Linked DNA regions of Homo sapiens: region 1 is linked to region 2. A link is a contact called in ENCODE Hi-C or POLR2A ChIA-PET data. All regions are on one chromosome and are shown on one strand. The core of a region is the stretch at or near the end of the contact, and the rest is flanking DNA. Distances in the headings are between cores, read along the strand shown.

Region 1 (2,700 bases), core at 14-2,513, 92 kb after region 2:
AAATGTCCAGATAGATCTTTTCATCTATCCGTAGTTCTCTGAGAATGTCACCTTCAGCTGAGGACAAGTTGACAACAAAATTTGCCTTTATTTTATTATTGCTCCTTGGGGGAAATTTCTCACCTTCACTTTTGTTCCCACCTTAATTCCCTTTCAACTGCTTGTAGACTTCTTTTCTCTCTTGTACCTCAGCGTCTTACTTCTCTAAGAACTGCTCCAAGGAGAAACCAAGTAGAGTGCCTTTCGCCCTAGATCCCAAATATATGCTAAACTTTTATGTTGCAAAGCTCAGGACAGAACATTCAACTCTCTTGGGCAACATGAATGAATCTTCTTATCATATTTTTTCTCAACTGTATGGATCTAAAATAGAAAAAAAAAAGGGAGAGAGAAAGGAGGAAGACTGGGACAAAACTACCTTATTCCCTGCTAATTTTTCTGTGTCACTAGTACTGAAAACCCTGCAAAAACTCCCATAGTAGTCCTTGATTTTAAGGATAAAGATAAAGTGAAACCTGTGCTTCATAGGATGGGAAGAAGATAAGCCCTGCTTACAAATATCCCGTGATGATAATGGAACATGAATAGTCAGGCCTGGAGACAGCAGATAAGAAGAAAGAGGTCACCAAAGAGCTGAGCTAAGACTGGGAAATGGTCCCAGAGAATTACACTGCAAAAAGTCTTGACCCCAATTGCTAATAGCAGCTAACCTTTATTGACTGCTTACTTTGTGCCAGATACACTTCTAAGCCCTTTACTTGTAGCAATTACAAACATATGTTTGTTATTATCATCATTATCACCTTTTAATAACAAGGAAACTATGTCATAGAAATATTAAGAAACTTGCCCAGCCAGCATTAGACAACCAGGAATAGACAGATCCAACATCTGGACACATGCCACCAGCTCCGTCCCTGGGCTCCTAACTGCGATGCTAACTGCCAATAGGGTGTTTTGCTATAAAATTGCTATGTTCCTCTGGAAAGAAAACTTCTCTGAGTCTTCACCCTCACAGCCCCACTGTGGTTTCTGCTCAGGTGACTCTGATGCATACAGTCAGTGGGCCACACTTTCAGGAACATTGGCTGGATTTTTGAAACTAGATTATGCTAGCACTGAAATGAATTCATTGACGTTTGTAGAGCTTTGTAGAAACACTTGCTTGACCTACCACAAGTGTATTAAGCAACGTTATTGGTCCACCCTGTGCTACATTGCCCTGCGGCTCACTGTGGGGTGGCAAGGGCAAATACCATGGTTGCTAGGCAACAGATTGGCAAGAATCTAGTTTCAACACATCCAGCTCAGTAAAAAATTTGAGTTTTCTCTCACTGCTCTCTACTTTGACAATTCTCAGCTTCTCATGAAAGGCATTAGGCATTCTTTTCTTTTTTTTAATCTTCAATGACATCATATTTTAATGGAAGTTCACTAAAATGAACAGCTTCTTCCTTTTCTGTTTTATCTGTTATTAATTCTCCTCCCTATCTCTTAAATGTAAAATTAAACATTCCCCACACAAAAGCATAGGCTTATTTCACATCCATTAAAACACTGCATGTTAACATCAAGCTCTAGTTGAGTACACAGTTGCTTATACATTGTGTGTATGTGAAAACTTTTGAGAACTCTGTGAAATAGGTATTACTACCTCATTTTGCAGCCTAGAAAACAGGCTCTGAGTGAATAATGAACTCGCCCAAGTTCACACAGAGCCAGAATTAAGGCTTTGCTATCTTTGACATAATATTCCATGTTCTTACACATTTTATTGTCTCTGATCCTTTGATAAGTTCCTTTATACCACATGCTCACTAGCCTGACTGGATGAGGGTACTTCCACTCCTCACAAGGGAACGTATCCTTCATTTTGGCAAACTATTAACTTTTCTGCCTTAGTTTTTCCATCTTTAAATAGGGATATGAAAAATCCTAATGCTGTGATTCTGAAAATAAATATAGCAATAGTATGAAAACACTTGGAAAACAACTACTGGAGAGCATTGTCTTTATCTGAATCTGCTTAAGTGGCTTAAAATGAACATCCATAACCATAAAAAATATCTAAACACTTCCGTGATAAAACAAGCACCACTCCCACAAGGGGTTTGAGGAGGAGAGGGGGGCAATTAAAGTGATCTAGAAATAGGATGCAAACTTCCTAAGCAAAACTTCTATAACGAAGCTTTTATTTTAATATACACAAAGGGATCATATAAAGTTGGAAGAAAGCTCAGCATACTAATTAAAACCAAGCTCTTGGTTCAGTCTCTCTTAACAAAAGGAGATGAGGGAGCAAAGAATTGAGAACAATACAGTGGCTCAAGAGGGAACAAAGGTCTAGGGACCACTTCAGCTGAATGGCTGAGAGAAATACTGACAAAGTACTAAGGTAGCAAGTTACTCTGACAACAAAGCCCTCTCTGATTTCTGAAAACCAATGCTGCTGCGGGAGTAGAATAATGATAAGTGAGGAGACTTCATCCAAGTCTCATTTTGATCATGGCATAAAACTCTTGGGGACTTAGGAGGTATGATAACATTGAAAGAACAGAAGCAGGCTGGGTGCAATGGCTTATACCAGTAATCCCAGCACTTTGGGAAGCCAAGGCAAGAGGATCACTTGATCTCAGGAGTTCAAGACCAGCTTGGGCCATATAGTGAGACTCTATCTCTAAAAAAAACTTTTTAATTAGC
Region 2 (2,859 bases), core at 329-2,828:
TATTTTATCAGTGTAAATGCACATTATGGACTTTAAAGAGACAATATTTCTTGTGGTTTAAGAGATAGGATGGCCATTAGGGATCAGGGATGCTAATGAAACATCAACAATGTTACCTTGTAAAATTTTGAACAAATACTACTATTAGATAAAACTTTTAATTTGAAACTAAAAGAAGTGAAGCGTATGTCTGTGTTTTAGATTTGCCTTTTTTGAACAAAAGGTTCATTCAGTCAAACATGAAGTCAACACACTCAGGAAAGTGTCAGGATTTCCAGATTGTGGGTCTTTCTTCTGATTCGAGTTGCATCAGCCACGGTTCTAAGGAGAATTCTACTCCCAAGATCAGCATTCTAGTGGAATCATAAAAGGTCCCACACCACCATCAGTGAACTTAGGATCTCCATGGGGATGTTTACCCAAAACTCAAACTGAAAAATGTAACCTTCCAGCCAGGCACGGTGGCTTACACCTGTAATCCCAGCACTTTGAGAAGCCGAGGCAGATGCATACTTGAGTCCAGGAGTTCAAGACCAGCCTGGGCAACATGGTGAAATCCTGCCTCTACTAAAAATACAAACATTAGCCAGGTGTGGTGGTACACACATAGTCCCAGCTACTCGGGAGGCTGAGGTGGGAGCATCACTTGAGCTCAGGAAGTCGAAGCTGCAGTGAGCTGAGATCATGCCACTGCACTCCAGCCTGGTGATAAAGTGAGACCCTGTCTCTAAAATAGAATAAAATAAAAATAAAAATGTAACCTTCAAATTCCTTCCCATTCTCAAATAGAGATGGAATTTGTCACTCTCAGAATTTACCCTGGTCATTTCTCGGTTCTTGCTGTCTGCCCCAAGACAGACCACACTGATGTGGTTCATACCAGTTCTGCAGTGTTGAGCGACCAACAACATTCTGTGGGTGACGAGATGCCACCTGCTGGCTTTTTTCTTTCTGCATATGTGGATGTTTACACCTGCCCGATCATGCAAGACAGACCACACTGATGTGGTTCATACCAATTCTGCAGTGTTGAGCATCCAACAACATTCCAGACTGTTTCTGGAAGCTGTGGGTGACGAGATGCCAGCTGCTGGCTTTTTTCTTTCTGCATATGTGGATGTTTACACCTGCCTGCCCATGCAACTAGCTCCTCGTGGCATGGCGTGGCCATTGTCTCACTATGATGAGGAGTCACTGAGACATTTTCTGTCTCCAAATATTCTCATCAGTTAACAGTTAAAGAGAGCTGAAGAGCTGACTAAATCTCAACTACTGAGGCCAAAGAAATGTATGACTTATCTATCAATAAAGGACCCTAAGAGGTGGAATCAGGCTTACATCTATGTAAACTCACTGAGAAAGCCGTGTTGTCATTGCTGTTCTTGGTCTGTGCCTGCTTTTATTCAGCATGCCACTTGGTAATGGAAACTTGAAGAAATGATACTACAAATAAGTGATATTGAGGATGACAGTCTGTTCATTTTTAAAGGGCAAAATGGCAAAAAGGATGCATTTGTCCTTTCAGACCTCTTCTCACAATGGACAGCAGGGGGCAGTGCTAATATAGGGAGAGTTTAGCATCAGGTAAACAAGTGGTATCGGCCTTCAAAAGTCAGATGCCTTCGTGAGCCACATAGCCTTTCACATTTGAAATACTCTAACTCACTTTTCCTCCCAAGTGTCATTTATTCATCCTTCACGGCCCAGGTCAAATAGCTTAGACTCTGAGAAGCCATATGGAATCCCCCTGACTGAATTACGCTCCCTCTCTCTTGGCTATGGGTTGCTTATGTGTGTCGCCTTACCATCTCCCCCCAGATTCACATGTTGAAATCCTAACTCCTTAGACGGTGGTATTAGGAGGTGGGGCCTTATGGAAGATGGTTAGGTCATGAGGGCAGAGCCCTCAGGAGTGGGATTAGTGCCCTTACGAAACAGGCTCAAGGGAGCTCATTTGCTCCTCCTACCATGTGAGGACAAACCAAGGAGATGCCATCTGTGAACCAGGAGGCAGGCCCTCACAGACACCACACCTGCCGACGCCTCGATCATGGACTTCCTGCCTCCAGAACTGTGTGAAATTAATTTTTGTTGTTTATAAACCACCCAGGTTATGGTATTTATTATAGCAGCCTGCATGGACTAAGACACTGCCCTTCCACAGTATTGCAAATAAAACTCTATTATAGAAAGTCTGTTGTATACTGGCCAGGCACAGTGGCTCATACCTGTAATCCCAGCACTTTGGGAGGCTGAGGCGGGTGGATCACAAGGTCAGGAGATCAAGACCATCCTGGCTAACATGGTAAAACCCCATCTCTACTAAATACACAAAAATTAGCCAGGCATGGTGGCGGGCACCTGTAGTCCCAGCTACTTGGGAGGCTGAGGCAGGAGAATGGCGTAAACCCGGGAGGCGGAGCTTGCAGTGAGCTGAGATCAAGCCACTGCACTCCAGCCTGGGTGGCAGAGCGAGACTCCGTCTCAAAAAAAAAAAAAAAAAAGGTCTGTTGTATATTGTTGTGTAGCTCTTTTCATTCATGACTTACCAAAGTCCCGAGCACCTACCTGCTAGTTCATCTATGTACTTACTGATAAATGCATATACCCTGAATGTGGCCAGACTACTGCTACTATTTCTACTATTAGTAGCTAACCAGTCACTTTAAAGTACTGATAAAATATCACTGCCCATAATAATGTTTGGCATCCCACTGTTGACACAAAACAGCACTAAGCCACTTCATAGTTTAACTCCAATTAACACATCATTAGCCAGATTAACACAATAGCTTCTAGTGATTAATTTTTTTTCTTTTTGAGATGGAGTCTCACTCTTGCCTAGGCTACAGTGCAGTG

Evidence for each region. A loop is a pair of places that touch in the nucleus more often than their neighbours do. ChIA-PET counts read pairs that join two places held with the same protein, here RNA polymerase II (POLR2A). Pooled maps may share reads with other maps.
Region 1: a map of GM23248 shows a loop between it and region 2 (1.9-fold over the local background). The contact joins two enhancer-like sites. A Hi-C loop is called at or near these places in 5 of 168 maps with a recorded cell type or tissue (CD4-positive, alpha-beta memory T cell, GM23248, OCI-LY7 and 2 more), 17 of 37 single-sample maps with no recorded cell type and 19 of 50 pooled maps. POLR2A ChIA-PET finds 5 or more read pairs at or near these places in 17 of 52 experiments (CD4-positive, alpha-beta T cell, CD4-positive, alpha-beta memory T cell, OCI-LY7 and 9 more).

What each region holds. Positions count from the first base shown.
Region 1 is chr2:224,908,659-224,911,358 of GRCh38, reverse strand. All of the region lies in intron 3 of DOCK10 (dedicator of cytokinesis 10), which reads left to right. Among named protein-coding and RNA genes, the nearest start is that of MIR4439, 100 kb to the left of the region's middle. Within about 2 kb of position 1,263, at least 19 of the 41 ENCODE cell types and tissues checked have a DNase peak (open chromatin) inside an H3K27ac peak, as active enhancers do.
Region 2 is chr2:225,000,935-225,003,793 of GRCh38, reverse strand. All of the region lies in intron 1 of DOCK10 (dedicator of cytokinesis 10), which reads left to right. Among named protein-coding and RNA genes, the nearest start is that of MIR4439, 8.2 kb to the left of the region's middle. Within about 2 kb of position 1,578, at least 6 of the 41 ENCODE cell types and tissues checked have a DNase peak (open chromatin) inside an H3K27ac peak, as active enhancers do.